Linked DNA regions of Homo sapiens: region 2 is linked to region 1. The links are chromatin loops, found by intact Hi-C in ENCODE. Cell type or tissue: HepG2. All regions are shown on one strand. Links, peaks and the distances in the headings refer to the core of each region. The heading gives the core; the rest is flanking DNA.

Region 1 (10,233 bases), core at 2,642-7,641:
ACAGTAGGGGTTCCCCCTGTCATCCTGTGGAGCCCACAGTATCTTTTATCCAGGCTGTGGCCCTCATTCCTCCACCTCATCATCCCCCTTGGGGCCGCCTAATGCAGGTGGCCAGAGGGGAACACAGTTCTGCAGGTTTAAGACAAGTCAGACCGGAGCACGTTTTCTCTTCTCTAAGGAAAGAAAAAGAAAAAGCACTGGCCGAAGCCCCGAGCGCGTGTGGAAGGGGAGAGGGAGAGAGAGTGGCTGTGGGTGCGTGCAGAAGGGGAGAGGGAGAGAGAGTGGCCCTGGGCACATGCGGAAGGGGAGAGGGAGAGAGAGTGGCAATTGGAAGCTGGTACCCCAGCGAGAGGGGCGCACCGGGGCCTCCAGAGGGAGACACTACTGGGTATTGGCAACACTGTCGCCTGACCCATAACACGGCACCCAGGTTATACACTTTTGGGTGTGATATTTATCTCTGGCTGGTTTCATGCAATGGAGTTCAATTATGAATTTGATTGCTTTTTTGTGCACGATATAAAATCCTTTATCTTCGCAGCATTTAATTGTGTTCCCTGGCAGATTTGGTATTCATCACGGCCCTGCTGTCCCCAGCCCCAAAGATAAACCATCCACGGGGCAATAAATGTCCACTCTGGTTATTGATGCTTTCAGGGAAATTGATTATCTATTTGAGGGGCAGAGCCGGCTGATGTATGGCCGCCTCTTTACCTGACACAATAGCTTCCCTGGAAGAGAAATCCCTGATCGGTGCCATAGATTTCCTATTATATATAAAATTTCCAAAAGTGATACCCGTTTATCTTAATATTTGTAAAAGGAGGAGACGCCTCAGATGGGGTTGGAAAACTGTCTTCCTCGTTCATCTGCTCACGGTGTTTAAAGTTGAAAAAGGCAGTGGACAAGGTGGGTGATGAGACAGGAGGCTGCACCCCTGTGCTGGTCCCACTCTGGTTATTCCCGGTTCTCGCTGCCTGTTCCGCCGACCCCCTCCATTCCGGGGGCTGATCCCCAGCCCTGGTATCGCGTGACCTCTTGCACCTGGTCTGTGATTGACTGAGAAGTTAGTTCCTAGGGCTGACATGAGTATGCAGACCCAACACTCAAATTGATGGTGCATTCCCCTGCAGCCCTGAGAGGTAAAGCAGGCTTTGGATGAGTTTAGTTTGAGCTCAAGAAAAAGAAAATCCAAGCAATGTTATTCTAGATTCACCATCACGTACTTGGATGGCCAGTCTTTCTCCCTCTTGCCACGATTAAGAGAAAAATGCCTGCATGCCGGGGGTGAGCGTGGGGTCAGCACCTGTGTGAGGCGTGACACTCCTGAGCTGGGGAAGATGCCTGAGCCCAGGAACATTCCAGACAAAAGATGAACTTCGGCTCATCAGCAGCGCTTCTAGCAGCCAAACGATAACAGGCATCGTAAACTCCAGAAACGTTTGCTCCCCACGAAAATCGATAGCAACTCCGTAATCAACACTGCGATGAGCCGCGCCCTAGTTAAAACTGGCCCAGGGTGTGTTCATTTGCTAATTCCCAGACTCCAGAAAGAAGCCTTGATTTTCGGAGGTTGCAGTGAGCCAAGATCGCACCACTGCACTCCAGCCTGGCAACAGAGCAAGACTCTGTCTCAAAAAAAAAAAAAAAAAAAAAAAAAGCCTTGATTTTGGCCACGGCGGAGGCAGGGCCACCTTGGCTGCTCCAAGGATACCTCTATGAACAGGAGCTTCCATCTGCAGATGCTACCCCACGCACGCTCATGTCTGGGAGTCTCTGGAGCTGGGGATGTCTTGACCGATCCAAATGCCCCTCAACCTGGTCTTGCTCCCCAACCCACCCACCAAACTCCACCCCGGCCTTGAGGGCAAACTGCACACTTTCTCCAGGCCCCTTTGGATGCAAAGTGCCCTCACATCAGGCTTCAGCTTTGGAAACCACAAGCCCAGGAATCACAGATGGATGTGGGGAAAGATCCAGAACCAAGCCTGCATCCACTGCAGTGCTGGGAATGGGGATGCTGGTCCTCGCCCCACTGCACGCTGGAGACAGTCAGGGGCCCTGCAGAGCACCCATGCCCAGTCCGCCCCAGAGTCTCACGTTGGGGTGTGGGCTGGGCCTAAGTGCCCTGGGATGGGGAGCAGGCCCTCCCCTGCATGGTAGCTGGTGCATGAGGCCTGCTGGGCAGGGCCATGAAACACACCCAGCACCAGCACCATTGGTTGGCAGGGGCCCCGCAGGTTCCACCTCCTGAAGCCGACCACAGGCCGAAGGAGAGGCTTCCTGGAGGGAAGAAAGGCGGGGTAGTTGGCAACAGGCTGCGAGCCCCCACTCCTCATGGCGGAGGGAGGGAGAGAGACCTTCCTCAGCAAAAAAGAGGAAGTCCCAGCACCCAGGCCTGCTGGAGCCTCAGCTTGTTCTTCCAGCTCAGAACGCTGGAAAATACATCTCAGGGCCAGCAGCTGGGGCACCGCTCCCTCCCAGGGGAATTACATCTGTCGTCACCAGCTCCTCACTGGGGGAGGCTGGGCTGGGTGGGTGGGAGGGAACCCACGTGGGCAGCCCTCTGGCTGGTTATTTGCTTTGTCAGGGGGTGGGACCTGAGCTCAAGGTCACGGCACCTGTGGCGGAGGCTGGCCCTGCAAACGCACCTGCAACAGCCCCTCCTTCCCCTTGGGCCTCCCTCACCTCACTTCCTGCCAGCACGGGGCCTGCAGACCTCTGCTGGGGAGCAGTGGACGCCCTCCAGGGTCTAGGGAGCAGATAAGACGCGAGACTACTTCATGAAGTTTACTGTATCCCCATCTAAATTTGTGGCTTTTCCTGCACAGATTTCTCCATACCCAGCAAACTCTGAGGATGGCTCCAAGGTTCTGGGCCTCAGGATGGGAGTGAATTCTCCATGAGGAAATTGTATATGTGTGTGGACATCTGTGTGCACATGTGTTTTGCATGCACGACCTGTGTTTGTGTGTACATGTGCCTAGACACGCATGCATGTCACTGTTTGCACACATGTGCGTCTGTGCATGTGTATGTGTGTGCATGCGTGTACATGGGGGCATCCATGTGTGTCCCACATGCCCAGGGTGGACATTTCAGGGCCGGGCAGGCATTGAGGGGAGAAGGGGGAAATGCAAGAGGCTGCCCCTGCCTCTGCTCTCCAAGCAAGCGCAGTGCATGACGTTCATTGGAAGCCAGACTTCTCTGTGACTGCTGGCCCGACCAGCAATGCTTTATTTTGACTAAAGAACATGCAGTGCTTAGAGAGTCGGTGCAGGCCGGACAAAGAGTCTCCCCAGTGAGGCCAGCTGCAAGCGCCTGTCATTTGTGCAAACACAGCAAATCCAAGCAGCTTTTGCATCTTCTGGAAAAAAGTCCCACGTACATGATCCGGTTTGATTGTCTCTGTTACGCTGAACCGGAGGCTCAGAGAGGCTCATGACTTTAAGGCCACACAGCAGGCAACTGAGCGCTGGAACCGGGAGGCCCAGAGTCCAGTCTTCTGCTCTCTTAGTCTAGAGACTGTTTCCCTGAAGAGCGGAGTGAGGCAGAGGCTGTGGGGCACTGCCCATCTTTGCCAGAGACCGAATGCTGAGGCTGAGTTGCACACGGTGAGGTTGCACACGTCCCAAGGCCCTAAGCCAGTGTCGGCATGGCCAGCTGAAATTCCAAGGCCCAGCCACTGGCAACCCGTCCCCCCTCTCCACCTCACTGACCACCCTGGGTTGTAAACATGACTCCTGCTCCCAGACAGGGTCTCCCTCTCTTGAGTCTGAGCATCAAGTGGCCTGATGGGATGGATTCTGAAATCACCATGTGTCAAAGGGCTGGAAGAGGCTGGCTCTGCCACTGTGGTGCACTTTCTCCCAAGGCTGGGCTAGGTTGGCCCTTTCCTCCCTGGGCAGCTTATCTCAAAGAGACCAAGGCGAGGAGCTTCCCCATGCAGACTGTAGCAGCACCCTTGGAGGAGGCGAGCAGATGCACGAGCCCTGCACCCTGGGCTGCCTCCCTGTTTGGGTTCCTGTTTGCCAGGCCCCTGCACACCTGTCATCCAGGGAGCTTCTCCCAGTGACACCCAGGAACTGCCAGAGAATGGGGAGAGAGACCAAATGGTGTCCTTTCAAGAAAGGGCCCCTCTAGACCATCCCCAAAGTCAGCCTTCCGTTGCATTTCAGGCCAAGGAGAACCACAGCAGCCTGGGGGTACGGCAAGACTCGAGGCCAGGTGGGCCGGCTGCTCCTGTGGCCCCTGCACCTGCAAGCAGGTCTTGGCTTTCTCAGCCCTGCCGACCCAATGTTGCCCCAACCTGTGCTGGTCCTGCGTGACCAGGTCCCAGGCCCACAGAGCTGTGGAAGGTGGCAGACGCGGGGAGGGCTGCAGGTAGCTCCTGGATTGGCCCTGGGCGTGAGTCTGAGCCAGGACAGACCACAGGTCCTGGGGCTGCCCTGGCCGGCTGCTATGATGCCTGTGACGTGGCCCCACGGTGTTGGGGACAGGTTTTGTGTGCATCGGCTGGGAGGCTGGGCGTGCTGTGGGGCCACAGAGATGTGTGGAGGAAGGTGCCGCAGACGGAGTGACGGCGTGGGCACGGCGAGGACAAGATGCATTCCTCCCGGCGCGTGTGGGCACGGAATGAATGTCTCTTCAAAATGAGGGCTATGTCTGGAGATGCAGGCAAACCCATTTAGATCCTCTGAGAGCCCACTCGGGGGCTTTTACTGTCTGAGGTTACGTGGTCAATGGTTTTCAGGAGAGGCTCATTATTACCTCAGCGCCAAACATCTGTGGCCAGCACCGCAGCCTCGCCATCTCCCCAGGGAGACTCCGCCGGTCTGGGTCCATGGCCTGTGCTAGCTCCGTGGATCCGGGGGACCTCATGCCTGTGGGGGAGCTGGCTTTGCTGAGATATCCTCCTCCGGCTTGCCAGAGGTGGGGAGACAGCGCCCGTGAGGTATGGGGGTTTCTCCCGAAGTCGGTGAAGCAGGGCAGGCGGGCGGTTACAGAGCCTTGAAATGCAGGGCGAGAGAGATGGCCGCTCCTGCCATGTTCAGCCCTTGCTCCTGCCATGTTCAGCCCTCACTCCTGCGGGACATTATCTGCACAGAATCTCCCGAGTGCAGAGCTGTGGCGGGGATCTGGGAGAATTTTATCGTCCTGTTCCCGAACACTGCAGACAGACCTGGGTAATTATTAACCCGGCTTCTGACTCTCTCTGTTCCCAAAGATGATACTGCCCTACCGAGGGCCTGCCAGCCCCCTGCGCTCTCCTCCCACGCTGGACCCCTTCCCCCGCCCCAGCTCCAAGGGGAAAGAATGAGAAGGCAGGTCCTCCGGGAGCTGGCACGGCAGACAATGTGTGTCTTGTGTGAGTAATTTAGCGCTGTGGCCAGTCAATCTGGTTTCTGGGCCCGCTGCCCTGACCCTCTTTAGAGCTGCTTGCTCTCGCCGACACAGTGTGAAACATTTTCTTTCACTGCGCTGACACTCCGCAGATTGAGACGTCAGCCTGGTCCAACTGCAGCAAATTAGCAATTTTTCTTTTGCTAATTGGAAATAAAAATGTTTGCCGAGGGAGCCGTTTGTCGGCATGCGGTTTTCGGTTTCTGTGCACCGTGAGGCTGTGTTGAAAATGCATCCTGAGGTACTGCCCACCCTGGGGTGCCCCTCACCACAAATCCTAAAGGCCCTCCTCGCGGCAGTGTGCAGAACACGCCTCTCCCCTGCAGCTCTCCGCTCAGCCCGGCACTGGACGCGAGGACCCCTCCTTTGGGAGAGCTGGGCCCCAGGCTGTGAACTTTCGGAAAGCCATTGGGATTGGCAGGTGGCAAAACTGTCTAGGGTGAGCTGTGAGAAAGCTCTTTGCAGGGAAGAGGGAGAACACGTCTCCAAAAATGCCAGCTGGGTTACGGGATTTCTGAGCAAGCGTGGTTCGGGTTGTCCACCTTGTCCGCTGAGCGTGCACCTGGGGGAGGAGCGTCCTGAGGCCTGGCCTCCAGGGCACATCTGATTTCAGCCACCCCTCGCTGCCAAGAGTAGAAAAGACCCCAGCTCGTGGGTAGAAGGTGGCAGAGGCACCTGCCAGTGTGGATAAGGGGAGGAAGCATCTTCTGCTAATTGGAACAAAGAAAGAAAGAGCCAGAAGGAAGGCAGAGAACATCCCTTTCTAAGGAAGGGCCTTGAGATCAGGTGTAGCCATTCAAAACTTGGTGAAGAGACAGGCCCCACCGATGCCCACCTGTGCGGGCGGGCACATCTGTGTGCACGTGTGCGTATGTGTGCCTTGGAGTGGGTGGGTGTGCCCAAGTGTGTCATGGCCTGTTCCCGCACACCGAGGTGGCCCCGGCTGCCCCCTGGGGATACCTGGGGAAGCTGGGGCTGCTGGCCAGCACCTAACGGGTTACTGCCCTCCCCCCTTCTCCGATAAAGCATTTGACAGCCATGCCTAATAATTCTTTCTGCTGGGTTTTTTCTTGATGTCTTTATGTGAATATGAAGCCGGAATGAAAGGCTTTGGGGGACCCCCATGAGAGAGGAGAAGTACGAACCAGAGAGGAAGAAAGAGCCCTGCGGCTCCCTGCCGAGAGCCAGGCACCTCCTCTGGCCGTCACGCCAGGCTGCAGAGGCCCTTTGTAAGTGCAGGCGACTCTTCTTCACTTGGCCACGACAATAGTGTTTTGTGGCGAGGGATGGGATGGGGGCGGCAGCGAGGGGCTCGCCCCAGGGCCTGCAGATGTTGGATGAGGGGTGATTTATTGCTCCGGTGTCCTCCTGCATTTGGCTACCTTCCCAGACCCCAACATCGGTGACAGAGGAGGGAGGGCCGGCAAGAGGGGGAAGAGGCCGGTGGCAGCAGTCCAAGGGGGCACCCCAAAACCTCGTGTGGGGAGCAGAGTTGGGAGTGAGCGAGGTAGCATGCAGGCGGCATCCCGAATACTTCTAGGGGGAAGAGCGCGCGTCCCAGCCAGCCCAAAATGAAACTCGCAGGGCCTCAAGGAAAACTGGGCTGAGTTTCTCAAGAGCTCTCCCGTGTTGAAAAAAAAGATCTACCGGGATGCACGGCACGGGGACCTGGCCCCAGGAAGAGCAGGGCCGTGAGTGAAAACGCTGCTTCTGGACAGCGTGCACTCAGCCACAGTGGCTGGGAGAACCCCTCACCCTCGCCGTAGACTTAGGCCAGCGCACTCAGCATGGCTGCCAAGCTCGACAGAGGCCAGTTTATGCTCCCAGGCACTCTTGAGATCCACTTTCATCTGGAATAAGGAGCAGAAAGGAGCGGTTTTCCTCTTGAGTTCTGACCTGGCCCAAACCAGAGAAGCCATAAATCCAACCAGGAGGGCTGTTCCCATGAGATCCCTGCTCCCATTCCAGACCAAATAAGCCGAGAAGAGCTGGGGGGCAGCCCAGCAGCTGCTGCAGCGTCTTCTGAACTGACAGCCTGCAAGCTGCCGTGCGCCCACTGCTGTGGCCGCCCCATCCCCAGCGCTAACCCAGGCTAAGGAGCTGGACGCCAGCCGCCCAGGAATGGATTCTGGGTCACTTCCAGGGAAGAGAAATCACTGCCGATCAACTCACACACGGGCGAATGCCCGTTTCACGGTGAAAGGTGTGTGAGGAGAAGGCCACCCGGGGCTTTTTATCCTGTTTGGGAATGAGCTTTGGTCACGGAGCCCTGGAGGAAAACACCACACAGAAAGCGTGCTTCTATCCACACAGAGGGTGCCGTTTCCCCTGCTGCCCTGCAACATTTGGACATGGAACAGTGCTAGGCTACGAGTTAATTCACAGAGGAACTGCCGCAATCCCAGTGGGTGGCTTCAGGCTGTCAGAGACAGTGGTGGCCCAGGGAGGGACCAGGAGCCTGGGAGGCTGAGGAAGACAGAGGTGCGGACAGTGGGCACCTGAACTCTATGGCAGTCACGGATGACTGGCTACAGGAACCTGTCCCCTCCAGTTCCATGCTGATGGCCACAGCCACAGCCCCGCCCTCTGCAATATCAAGAATGGTTTCAGCATCTCCAGTCTCAGGCATGGGCCTAGACTCTCTGATTTCGTGAGGCCAACCACAGCCTCCGGACAGTGTGGCTCCTGACTCCTGCCCCAGGTTTGGGGAGACTCTGGGATGCCCAGCTCCAGCCTGCTAGGATGCCCACCTCAGCCTTCTATGGCAGGTCATTGAGTGTGCCCAGCTGTGATGTGACAACTAGGCCTGGTTCGGCGGGGGACAGCCACCGGGGGCATCTGAAACCCACCAACCCACCAGACCTGGGTGGGGATGTGTCTGGGTGTGTCTCCCCACGCAGGCCATATTGGGGAAGGCTCTTGGATTCTCCTTCCCTGGTGGGCTCAGGGGCCTGCAGGAGCATGCATGCTCTGTGGGTCTCCTCTCTGTGGAGGCCCCTCTGGCTTCCCAGCCCCGTGGCATGGATGTCACTGGAGTGACAGCACTGTGACAACCCACTGTACTTTCTGCGGGTTGGACGCTTCTTGAACATGGCTGGTTCAGCATCTCGGGGGCCTGGACACTGCCTCGTCAGCACAAATCTCTCCCCAGCTCCTTGCTGGGATATGTGGAAACATTTTTCCCATGGAAAGAGAGTGTGGCCTTTGTCAGGGGGCCACGGCCAGCCCGAATTACAGTAAAGATTAATCCCAAACAAGAGACAGAGACAGAGACAAAGAGCATCATACACTTGGGTTTTCAATGGATGTTTTCATAAATGTATGAATAATTTAAATTATCATTGCCGAGTATTTATTCGAGTGTTTCAGGGGGAAAAATGCCTCCTCTTTTTTCTCCCTTGATTCTTTTCATTTTTGCCTCATCTCTTTTATGTGCTGCATAGGCTGTTTTCTTGCCATCTGAATCGGCCCCGGGAACAATGGGATGTATGAGGCTGAGGAGCCGGGGAAGAATGCGCCCCTTGTTGCCGACGCCGCGCCTTGACATTGATTAATGAGGGTGCGGACACGGGCAGAATTTGTGAGAGCTGAGGGGAAACCAGAGGACGTGGGGGCACCCGAGGAGGAGGGCAGGGGCTGGCAGGGGAAGGCCACGGCCGTCCCTCCACGCCCAGTGGGAAAGGGCCAAGGGAGGGGTGGCCTGGAGCCACCGTGCAGAGGAGCACTGACTCGACAGGTCCCCGGAGGACAGGGCCCCTGTGGGGTTCTGGGTTGGTCCGCTCGGTGGAGGGAGGGTGGGGCTGCAGCCAGGTTGCTGGCTCTATAGGCAGGGCCCCCACCTTCCTTCCTGCACCACTCTTTTCCACCCCACACAAACCACTCTCTCCCGCCTCCACCCATGACCCTCCTGGAGGCTCTGTTCTCCTGGACCCCAATAGGCCTTGCCTGTCCCCGGGACCCATGACCCTCCTGGAGGCCCTGTTCTCCTGGACCCCGTGGGCCTTGCCTGTCCCCAGGGCCTGGCTGCACTTCCACGACATGGCTGTTTCTTCCTGACATGGTCCCAGTGGCACCTGTGGATCATCCACACAGAGGTCGGGTTCCGCTCTGTTCTGTGCCATCTGATCCTGTTTATTGAATGACAGATTCCTTAGCAGTAGGAGTGGACTTCTTGGGGATGTCCTTTTGGTTCTGATAGAATCCTCAACCCAGGCTATCCAGGAGCCCAACACTGACATCAGGACCAACAGCAGCGATGGGGAAGCAGATGGGATGGTGTCTTTGATGATGTTTGGATACGGTCCCATTGGCTGAAAAAATACCTTGATCAGCTGACCACACAATCCCCACACACAGGTCCCCACTGTCAGGTCTGCGGCATTGACCTCTAAGATCGGTGGCCCTGAAAGGAAGGTTTGGGGGACGATGCCCAGGGTATCACACCAGGGTCTCAGGCCCTGCCCAGCCAAAAGGTCTGTATTCACCACAGAAGCATCCTGGGGCCACAGCTCCCCAACGGTCAAGATCAAGCTCATTGTAACCATCTCCCCATGTGTTGGTATCTCGTCTGATGTGGAACATGTTAGCACAGGGCCAGGCACCCAACAGGGGCCCAACACACTATTCAGAATAAGAAGAATCTGTCTCTGAGGATGATACTAACTTAGCTGAAGCCATTCTTGCCCCTGCGAGATGCTATTGTGGTAATGTATCTCGGCTCACTGCAACCTCTGCCTCCTGAGCTCAAGCATTTCTCCTGCCTCAGCCTCCCAAGTAGTTGGGATTACAGGTGTGCACAACCACACCCAGCTAGTTTTTGTGTTTTTAGTA
Region 2 (10,233 bases), core at 1,875-6,874, 74 kb before region 1:
CCCACCGTTTTTGGAGACTGAGGTGGGTGGATCACCTGAGGTCAGGAGTTTGAGACCAGCCTAGCCAACATGGCAAAACCCCGTCTCTACTAAAGATACAAAAATTAGCCATGTGTGGTGGCTGGCACCTGAGGTCCCAGCTACTCAGGAGGCTAAGGTAGGAGAATTGCTTAAACCCAGGAGGTGGAGGTTGCAGCGAGCCAAGATCGCGCCATTGCACTCCAGCCTGGGTGACAGAGCGAGATTCTGTCAAAAAAAAAAAAAAAAAAAAAAATTCCTCTCACCAGACGTTGACCTGGATAGGGTCTCGCTGCTTCGGGTCTCACCCGAAATGGACAGAAATGCTGGTAATGTGAGTCCAAGGAGACGCCGGGACCTGGAGGGGCCACTGGGCAGAAAGCGGACAGAGGACAAGGGCTGACCGCTCCCCTTAGGGCTCCTACACCCCACGAGGTCTGAGATCTGCGCGCATTCAGTGGAAACCGCACACTGAGGGCCCACGCAGCCATTATGGTTTTTACTTTCAGTACAGTATTCAATAAATTATGTGGGACAGCCAACACTTTACCCTGAAATAGGCTTTGTGTTAGATGAGTTTGCCCAGCTGTAGGCTGATATGAGTGTCTGAGCGCGTTAAGGTGGGTGAGGCTAAGCCGTGCTGCTCGGTGGGTTTGGTGTGTGAACTGCGTTTTTGACTTAGGATATTTTCAACTCGCAGTGGGTTTATCGGGACTTGTCCCCATTCCAAGTCCAGGAACATCTGCACTTAACAATGGCACACGAGAGTTCCACGAAAAGATTCTTCTGAAAACAAATCAGCCCTCCTTCCCGGCCATATCCTTTCCTACTCAGCCCCTCTCTGCATCCAGGCTGCCCATCCTGGTCCACACACGACCCCCATGGCAACCTCTGGCATGTGCCCACCCTGCCCTCACAGGCACCCACGGCCTCCCCTGGCTTTGGGCCAGGTCCCCCTGTTGGAAGCCACTCCTGGCTCCCTCTTGGCCTCTCTCCTCTCCTGCACATCAAACAGCAACACGAGGCCCCGGGTTAGGGCTGGTGGAGCCTCTCGCCTCCTCCACTGAGTGACAGGCTCCGGAAGGCCAGGCTGTGCCCATTCCTACCTCTGCCCCCGGCCCCAGTTCCGCACAGAGTGGAGGAAGGAGAAGTGTTTGCAGGAGAATGGACGGGTTTATGTCCATTTCTGCAGCTCCCTGGCTGCCTCTCGGACCATAACGACTCTGAGCACCTCTCTAGGAGGCGAATGTGACTCTGGGTCCCTGCAGATGGGAACTGGGGCTGGACGGCAGCTCCAGAGGGCACTGGTCGTGTGCCTCACAGCCAGCAGGGACCCATTAACCAAGCCGACAGCCACTTCCCCAGGACGCTCCACCATGACCCGTACGGTTCCGGAACGTAAGGAAGTGAGACCCTCGGAGTGGATCTGAGCAGATGACCGCCCAGGCTGAGGCTTGAAAATGGCTCCAGCTGTCCTTTCGGGCAAGTCCCCAGCTTAGGATGGGAGTGCGGTTGCTGAGGCTCTTCCTCCTGCCCAGCCCCACCCAGGCCTTCTGGAACATTCCACTGCACAAGCTCTTCTGATTGGGGAGGGCAGGTCCTGTCTCAGTGGGCTTCTTGTGGGGGCAGAGGTGTCACGCCCCAGTTACCCCAGTTCTCACCATGCACAGCTTGACCCATGGCAGCCCTCCGGAGAGGCAGGAACTTCCCCACTTCACAGGGTTATTTACTCTCCCCTCAGGCTGCACGCGTGGTGTCTTCAGCCTACAGAATTCTGGAAGAATTCGGAAGAAAAAAGAGCCCATCGCCCAGAAACCCTGTCAACGGAGCTTCCCCCAGACTAAACAAAGCCCACTGTGGGCGAGCGTGGTGTGCAGGCCTCAGAGCCTGGCGGTCAAGTCTGCTGCTACCGGTGGGAGGGAGAGGAGGACGCTCGGCTCCTGAGTTACGGCCCCCGGGGAGGTGACAGTGAAGGGGCCTTTTGTTCACCCCGCACATGTGCATGGCTACCTGCACACCTGCATTGAAGGACACTCTCTTCCCAGCCCCCACACGCTGGTGCTCCTGGAGGTTTGGGCTGTAGGGGGTCCTCGAGGGATCTGGGAGGAAGTCGCACCTCCGTGAGCCCATCATGGAAGTCCCGAGGGACCAGCCGCGGTGAGGAGCCCAGAGAGCCACCCAGTCCCCTCCCAGCACTGGCACCTTCCTACCTATTCTCAGATGAGCTGCACCCTCATTTAAAGAGGGGAAAGTGAGGCCAGGAGGGGCTCACCCTGCAAGCCAGCTGTCCTGCCCGCCACCTGATGCCTTTCCTGGATACCCTGTAGCTGTAATGGCCTGGCTCCTCGTTCTGTGAGCAGGGACCTCATGCATCTCACCTCAGCAGTGCCAAGAATGTACAGACGGGCTGGCCACAACCTGGGTGCCCTGGGAGGCAGAGGTGGCTTTTAAATAACAGTTTGGGCCCACAGGCAGGAGAGCACCTCGAAGAAAGCCCAGTGGGGCTGAGGGTGCAGGGGTGAACCACCCCAGAACCTGCCATAGCCTGCCTGCAGTGACCAGGCGGGGGAAGATGTCCCTGAGACGGGGCCTGACACCGATGGCCACTTCCGTGGGGTCTACCCCTCTCCCCTGGGTCTGTGTTTCTTAAGGCACGTGGGGTTGGTTCTGGTTTGTACGTGTGATCAGAGAAAAGGGAAAATAAGAACAAAAACATTGGCCGTGCCCGTGATCAGGACCTGGGCTTGGTTTGTGTTTGATTCTTTATGAGCACTTGCCTCTGAGTCTCTCGTGGGCTTTTCTTGGAGGAGAATGGAGGTGACTTTGTCAATGCTCAACCAAACGCAGCCCAGCCCGCGAGGCCTGGGGGACAGAGGATGGCGCTGGCTGAAGGGGAGGCAGCACGGGATCCGTCGGGATCCTGTTCTAACGCGGGCTGCTCCGGGGATGTTCCTGGGGGGAGGAGGAAGGGGACACACAGGGGCCCTGGAATGGAGGGCTGTGTTGCTGATGTTGGGGCAGAGGGGCTGGACACTGACCCATGGGTTTACCTGGTGATCTGGGGGGAAGTCAGAGGCTCTTGGGGCCCCTCCCTACCTCAATCCTGTAGCCCCTTTGGAAGAGAAAACCCTGAGGTGGGGTCAGGACTGCTGGAAGTGCCTCTGAAACCACAGCTGGTGAGAAGATGGAGAGAAGGGCTCAATCTGTTTTCTCCCTGGGGAGAAGTCCGGGGGTGCCCTCCAGCCTGGATACACCCCCACTCCACAGCAATTCCTAGCCAGCAGACTCTGCCCCCAAGAGAAGCTCTTTATACCTGACAAGATTTTGCCTGTTTACCTGGTAGGCAGGTTCTAGGTTTCGCCTGTTTACCTGGTAGGCAGGTTCTAGGTTTCGCCTGTTTACCTGGTAGGCAGGTTCTAGGTAGGTACCATCATTTCTGACTGCCAAGGCTCAGGTGGGCACATGGCAGGAACGCCTGGCCCCCGGGGGAGTAAGGAGCCGCCACAGTGAGGCAGGGGAATGGCCTAGCCCAGGCTTCTAGAGAAGCCAGAAACCCGAATCCTGTCATATGTTCACAGATGCACACACAACACGCACGCACTCACACACTGCCGGCACCCACGAGTGTGCTGGGATTACGGGGGTGCCTTCAGGCCCTCAGACACCTGCCGGGGCCGGGCCACGCCATCGCCTCTCCAAGGGGCAACGTTCACCAGGAGATGGAGAAGCCGACAAAGGATGGAACAACATTGCTGCCGACTCCCGGACCCCTGGCGACCACTGAGCATCCTGCACAAACAGCCGTGCTGGACTCACCCATAAATCCTGCTCAACAAGCTCTTAACAATGAAATACCCTACTATTAGCCGAGACAACCACTTACTCAGAACAAATACTATTCAGAGCGGAGCTCAAACGCATTCCCCTCTGATCATCGGTTCCTGGCCTGGGTACTTCAATCTCTCTATTTATGAAACAATAATGGAATTCTATTTAGTGCAGCGCGGAGTTCACTGCCTCTGATAAGTTTGCGTTCCAACGTTGCCCCTGGCCATCGCGCCTTCCTATTACCTCCTTGTCCCGGTTCACAGACGGATGAATCATCACCCAGATAGCAATACAACCTTTACCCACATATTATCATCAAAGCCGGCATTCACGGTGTTTTCAAAGGTTATGTGCTGACACACGGGTGGCCTGGGATGCGGTGCTGGTCCCGCTGACCTGGACAGGGTCTCGCTGCTTCTCAGGTGGAGAGGGAACCCCTGGGCTGCTTGGCTTTCTGTAGGCTTCACTGAGGGCCCCCTCGCCCCGACTTAGGATCCTCTACAGAGGCAGGTTCATTGCTGGTAACTCTGCCCAAATGTGCAGTTTTTCACTCAACACGTGTCTGAGCCCCGGCCAAGTGCCAGGAGCTGGGGTGGAATATAGGGTCAATAGGGTGCAGTCCCTGCCCTCATGGGCGATGTCCCTGTGAAAGGCACCTGGATGTGTTCCCTTGTCCTAGTAATTAACTGCAGAAAGACAGCCGAACTGAGGCTCCTCAAGAGTCCGAGGTCATGCCCGGAGCGGAGTGCCTCCGTGAGGGTCAACCCACAGAAGACAAACAGGAAAAGACCAGTGCCTCTTCCCCTCCTTCCACAGGGCTGCTCACGCTTCTTGGCTGCCGGAAACCCACCCAGGCCATTCGAAGATACAAGAGTTTCATCGCTTGGCAATGGGACTGGCCTCCTGAGCCCCCACCGATGTGCTGGTGGAGAACATTCAGCCTGGGCTCCCCATTCTTCCCTTCGCGCCAATTCCGTGACCCCTGTCTCCTGGGGCCACCTCCACCCCCAAACCTCCACCCCACAGGAAGGGAGGTGGGTTCCCTCGCTATCTGGCCCTTCCCTTCAGGAGAGCAGGCAGACCGTCCTTTCCCCTTCCGTCTGGACAAGCCACTCTCGTCTGGACAAGCCACTCTCATCCGGACAGCGCGGTCAAGAATGAAGGTCACGGTGCCGCTCACCAGGAGAACTCTTTTCAGCACTCGGGGGACGCTGCGGCCCCAGATAGAGGCGCAGCCAGGCGGAGAGCGACGGCTCAAGTGTGGTTTATCTCTCTGTGTTCTTTGCTTCTCTCTCGCTGGAGACACTGGGCGGAGGATCAAAGGCTGCGGGACAGAGCCGGACACCACTTTGATTCCCAGGGGCTAAAAATGAGCAGGTTTGGAAAGCCCGGGCCTGCCGTGCCCGCGTTATCACCTCGGCTCTGCTCTGGCTTTGCAGCATAATAAGACAAGTGTTGAGTAACAGGACTTGAGGCCGGGCCACGGCAGGTTCCTCCTGGCGACGGCATTGGACAGAACAGCTCAACCTGCTCTCCCCTCAATAAATCCGTCACGTGCCCAAGGTTGTCAGTGCAACCTTGAGAGGCCAGCATCCTGCCAAGGCCTGTGGGCCCAGAAAATCTGCCCTCTCCGCCAGCCTTGCTGAAGCGGCCATGCACCTTCCTGCGGGGTCCTGCGGCCAAGCCCAAAACACAAGATGTAAAGGCATCTTGAGGGTGCCAGGCACCGGGTAGGCCCCAAAGGAGCCCGGGAGAAGGCACCTGCTGTGTGGGGGGAGACAGGCCCAGGAGGGGCCCTGGGAGCCTCCCAGGTTGGTCTCGAGCAGTGGGAGGTGCACTGTTCCCTTCGAGGAGAGAAGCTGTTGGGACCAGCGTTCACCTGCTATGTCCAACCCAGTGGGTCTCAAACTGGAATGCAGCTCTCTTGCCGGGCATTTACACAGAACCCCCGTCTCCCCCAGTGCTGGGGTTCAGGGGACTTGCATTTCTAACAAGCTCCCCCGCACTGCCAAGAGCTGCCTTGACCCAACACGGGTGCTTCATAGCATTCAGACCTTATTTAAAATGGACATTGATGTGATTACTTAATAGGGAGCCCATGGCCTGGTGAGGCCCCTTCAAGAGGGGATGGGCAGGGGCGGGAGGAGTGTGGAGCTCTGAGTTCTGCGAGGCCTGTGGGCCCCTGGAGCTGGCCCTTCCATGTTTCAGCTGCTGGATCAGTGATGACAGCGGATGGTGTTTATTGGGGTATCTTCCAAAGGTCAGATGCCTTTCCTTGGCCTCCCTTAACCTGCAGACAACTCCATGGCAGCTACCTGGCCCCTGCGGTGCAGAGGAAGCAACACAGGGGCAGAAGGGGAAGAAGGGTGGGTCCCCCAGGGGTCCAGGTGGGGCCACTGTGAGCGCAGGTGTGTGTGATGCCCAGGCCTCTCTGGGTTCCCTGTTCCTGGGAACGCCCTGACTGGGGTCTCCTGGGCCTGGCTCTCTCCAGTCTCTGAGGCAGTGTTATTGCCACCCCGAGAGAGGCCGTGTGGGCTGCTCTCAGCTGTGCATCGTCCTGGTCCACGCCCTGCCTCATGACCTAAGTATCACATCAGGAAACTGCTACTCGTGTCTCCAAGGATTCCGGAAGCGGGTGGGGCCGGTGCTGCCTGGGCGATCCTCCTGCATCTCTCCTCCAAGCCGGAGACAAGGATGGCCTCTCCCAGGCCCCTGGAGTCAGGAGGCCAAGCCGCTCCTATCACATCGTAAGAAGGTTAATAAGGCCCCCGATGAATGATGAGTATGGATTTCTGCACCACTAATTTCCGTAACCATCACTCTTTGAAAGATACCTCGGGCCCCCAGTGCTCCGGGCCCTTCCCAAACAGAGCGGCATTATGTGGCCAAGTTCAGCTCGGCGTATCCCGTTTCAGGGATCTCGTAGGGCCTGCCTCGGGAAACTCTGCAATATTTTTGGATCCACAGCTCCCGGCTTGAGTTTCTTCCACTCCCTGCACGTCCCCCTGGAGCCCTGTTGTTTCCCTGGGTTGTGGGGACAGTGCTCCTTCAGCCAGCGCTGGCCGGCCTGGGCCCACCACTGCGTCCTGGGAGGGATCCTGCAGACGGAGCCGGAGCCACGGGGCTTCTTCAGTGATGCCACCTCTCGCTGTCCCAAGCATTCACCTCTGTCCTCAGCATGGGAGGGGCTGGCCAGACACAGGTTCCTTTGAGCTCAGAAATGCTAGGACACAGGGGCCTCAAGAGAAAAATCACCGCTTCGAACACAGCAGGTGGAGGCAGCAGGCTCTTTGGGGAACCGGCAAATTTCCCCCTCTCTGTGCCTCCTCATCTATAAGGTGGGGATACTGAGAGGCTCTCCTCTTCCAGCCATTTTGAGCATGGAAGGGGCGACACCTCTGAGGACCCCTGAGCCCTGTGGGCTGGCAGGCAGATCCCTCCCACCCCGTCGCTCCTTCCTTCCCATGTCTACTTCCAAATGCCTGGAAACCTGCCCACCTCAAGGGGAGCCCCTGTGCCGGGCCAGCCTTGGAGTCGTAGGGTGTGATACCCAGGAGAACAGCGCCCGGGTTTGTCACATCAGCATGACACATGCACTCTGTGAGTTTTCATTCAGGAAAAACACCCTGCGCTCACGAGCACACTTTTAAAGCCAGAAACCGCTCCACCAGGGGAGGCACAGCAGCAGGGGCAGCCCCAGGCAGGAGTGGGGTCCTGGCGCCTGGGGTGGGAGTGGGGTCTCGGTGCCCTGGAGGGATTGAGGTCTGGTGACTTGGATTGAGTGAGATCCTGGCACCCTGGAGGGAGTGGGGTCTGGTGACCGGGCAGGAGTGGGGTCTCGGTGCCCTGGAGGGAGTGGGGTCCTGACTCCTGGGTGGGAGCGGGGCCCCGGCCTTCTTTCCATCCTTTGCCCTGGAACTAGAGCCGACACCACAGGCATAGCAGCTGTGAAGGCCGTGGCTGTCCCATGTTCCATGGACACATCCGTGCTGTCCTGCCCCAGGGCCTTTGCCTGTGCCGTTCCCTCCCCTGGAAGGCCATCCTCGCTTCTGCCAGCAGCTCTGGGGCTCACCGTGGACCCGCCCAGCTCCTGACCTGCCCGCAGGCCTTGCTAATGTGTCTGTCTCCTCCTGCTGGGCTGTGGGCACTGGGACTGGGCTTCCTTCACCCAAGCCCCCAGCCCTGGCACAGGGTGGGCACCAGTGTGGGTGAGGAGGATGAAATGATTTCTGGAAGCACCAAACAAAAACAGCGTGGGGAAGCTGCAGGTGGGAACTCGCTGCAGGCAGGTACTTGTGAATTTGTCGACAGACACCCATCTGGCACCTGCAGGGGCTGCGTTCAGACTCCGGCGGGCATCGGGACACCAGAGAGCTTGCCCACCTGCAGATTTCCAAGCTGACCCCCTCCCTGCCAGCGCACCCAGGAATCTCTGGGGGCCTAGGCAGGGGGCTTGGGCCTCAGTCTCAGCAGCCCTGGTCCTCCCCACCTGTGACCTTATCAGGGGCCTTGCCCGTGGCCACACTGGTGGGTCTCCCTCCACGCAGAGGTGTTCCCACCTGAGCCCTGTAGCAGGGGCCGGGCGACAAGCACAGGAGGGAAAAGGCAGTGGGACCCCAGATGCAGCATCAGCCTCCTCCTCTGCAGGGCTTGGGGTCTTCGGCCAGGGGCTCATGGGCAGCCAGCCAAGTTCCCCTGCCCCTAGGCCCTGTGAGGAGGTGGTGAGCACGCAAGGATGGCAGGCCCCTGGTCTGCTCTTCCACTCTAGGGAACTTCTGAAGCTTCAAAGACCCAGGGGCAGCAGGCACTGGTCAATGTGGGAGGAGAACACCCAGGAGGCCCTACTTCCTCCCCCAGAAGGGGCAGCCTGGACCCTGCACATGACATTTGGCCCCTGCCCCTTCCAGGGATGTCTGCTCCCTGCTGCAAGGCAGGGAGGGCTGGCTGCCCCTCTGCCCTTCTTTGGCTCCTGCAGGGAGAGGCTGCCCCTCCTGGCTGCAGGACTTGGGTCTCTCTTATCTACACCTTGGAGGTTTGCATCTTTAGAGCCCCTGGGGTGGTGGGGGAGGGGCTATGGGTGGTGGTGGCCTCGGTCCCACCAGGACCCCTAGGTGAGCACAGGCATTGGTCCCCCGCTTGGGCTGGAGCTGGGCTGGGGGCCCACAGGACCCTTTTGCCACCACTCCTGGCCACAGGCTCAGGTCTCAACATCTGAGCGTTCCCAGCCAGGACCCTGGGATTCAGAAAAAGCAGGCTGGAGCCCTCAAGGTGAGGGCGTTCCCTTCCAGCCGTGGGACATAGAGCCCAGAGAAGGCCTTTGTCTGGAAACTGAGGTGGAGAGAGACAGAGCGGGGAGTGGGAAGGGTCCCAGCTGCCTGGCCTTGCCCCTGAGCCTGGGTCCACACAGGACACCCAGGGACCTCCTCACCGCAGGCCCCTAGGTCTCAGCTGCTTGTCCCAAGTGCTGGGCCTGGGGGCATGAGGGTCAGAGGCCAGCCTTCCACAGCCACAGCCTCCAGTGCTGGATTATCTGGCACCTCTGCCAGGCTAAGACCAGCTGGCTCCTTGGGCACTCTGTTTGTCATGCGCTGTGTGGACAGACTCCTATGGCCGGGCAGCTAGCTGGCCCTGCCTGACTTTAGGGGCCTTGCCTCCTTGTAGCCCCCATGGCCCTGGGCTTGGTCAGGGCCTCCGCCCACCCCTGAGCCCAGGGCTCTGCCTGTAACTCAGCAGTTTACACTCTCCCTGTGAAATGCGGCCATGCAGCTGCCCCAGCCGGGGTGAGAAACCTGAGGGTGTGCGAGGCTCCATGCAGGGGGCGGCTCCAGCCCCGGTAAATGCAATCCTGGATGCCCGCGTGGCGGGGCGGCTGCAGTCCCGGTAAATGCAATCCTGGATGCCCACGTGGCAGGGGGCGGCTCCAGCCCCGGTAAATGCAATCCTCGATGCCCGCATGGCAGGGGCAGCTCCAGCCCCGGTAAATGCAATCCTGGATGTCCGCGTGGCGGGGCGGTTCCAGCCCCGGTAAATGCAATCCTGGATGCCCACGTGGCAGGGGGCGGCTCCAGCCCCGGTAAATGCAATCCTCGATGCCCGCATGGCAGGGGCAGCTCCAGCCCCGGTAAATGCAATCCTGGATGCCCGCGTGGCAGGGGGCGGCTCCAGCCCCGGTAAATGCAATCCTGGATGCCCGCGTGGCGGGGCGGCTCCAGCCCCGGTAAATGCAATCCTGGATGCCCGCGTGGCAGGGGCGGCTCCAGCCCCGGTAAATGCAATCCTGGATGCCCGCGTGGCGGGGCGGCTCCAGCCCCGGTAAATGCAATCCTGGATGCCCGCGTGGCGGGGCGGCTCCAGCCCCGGTAAATGCAATCCTGGATGCCCGCGTGG

The links. Hi-C counts contacts between places; a loop is a spot of excess contacts. Peaks named below come from ENCODE experiments on the same cell type or tissue, not always from the same donor. Only the 100,000 strongest peaks of a DNase experiment are listed, where the experiment ranks them.
Region 2: it touches region 1 in a loop (7-fold over the local background); 2 of 110 quality-filtered maps call a loop at or near these places.

The regions. Positions count from the first base shown.
Region 1 is chr1:3,214,531-3,224,763 of GRCh38, reverse strand. The region is part of intron 2 of PRDM16 (PR/SET domain 16); the gene reads right to left. Among named protein-coding and RNA genes, the nearest start is that of MIR4251, 92 kb to the right of the region's middle. RefSeq lists enhancers at 2,108-2,650, 2,651-3,193, 4,822-5,364, 5,365-5,908, 6,730-7,498. In HepG2, for the core only: no CTCF peak of the experiment used is centred there; a DNase peak (open chromatin) is centred at 5,263; H3K4me3 peaks cover 1,120 bases.
Region 2 is chr1:3,287,322-3,297,554 of GRCh38, reverse strand. All of the region lies in intron 3 of PRDM16 (PR/SET domain 16), which reads right to left. It overlaps LOC124903828 (collagen alpha-5(IV) chain-like), which reads right to left. Exons shown (of 2, transcript XM_047436627.1): 1 at 3,388-10,233; 2 at 280-3,354. The coding sequence ends at 9,573. Among named protein-coding and RNA genes, the nearest start is that of ARHGEF16, 160 kb to the left of the region's middle. RefSeq lists enhancers at 1,157-1,657, 3,996-4,290. In HepG2, for the core only: a CTCF peak has its summit at 3,788; DNase peaks (open chromatin) are centred at 3,994 and 5,204; H3K4me3 peaks cover 1,791 bases.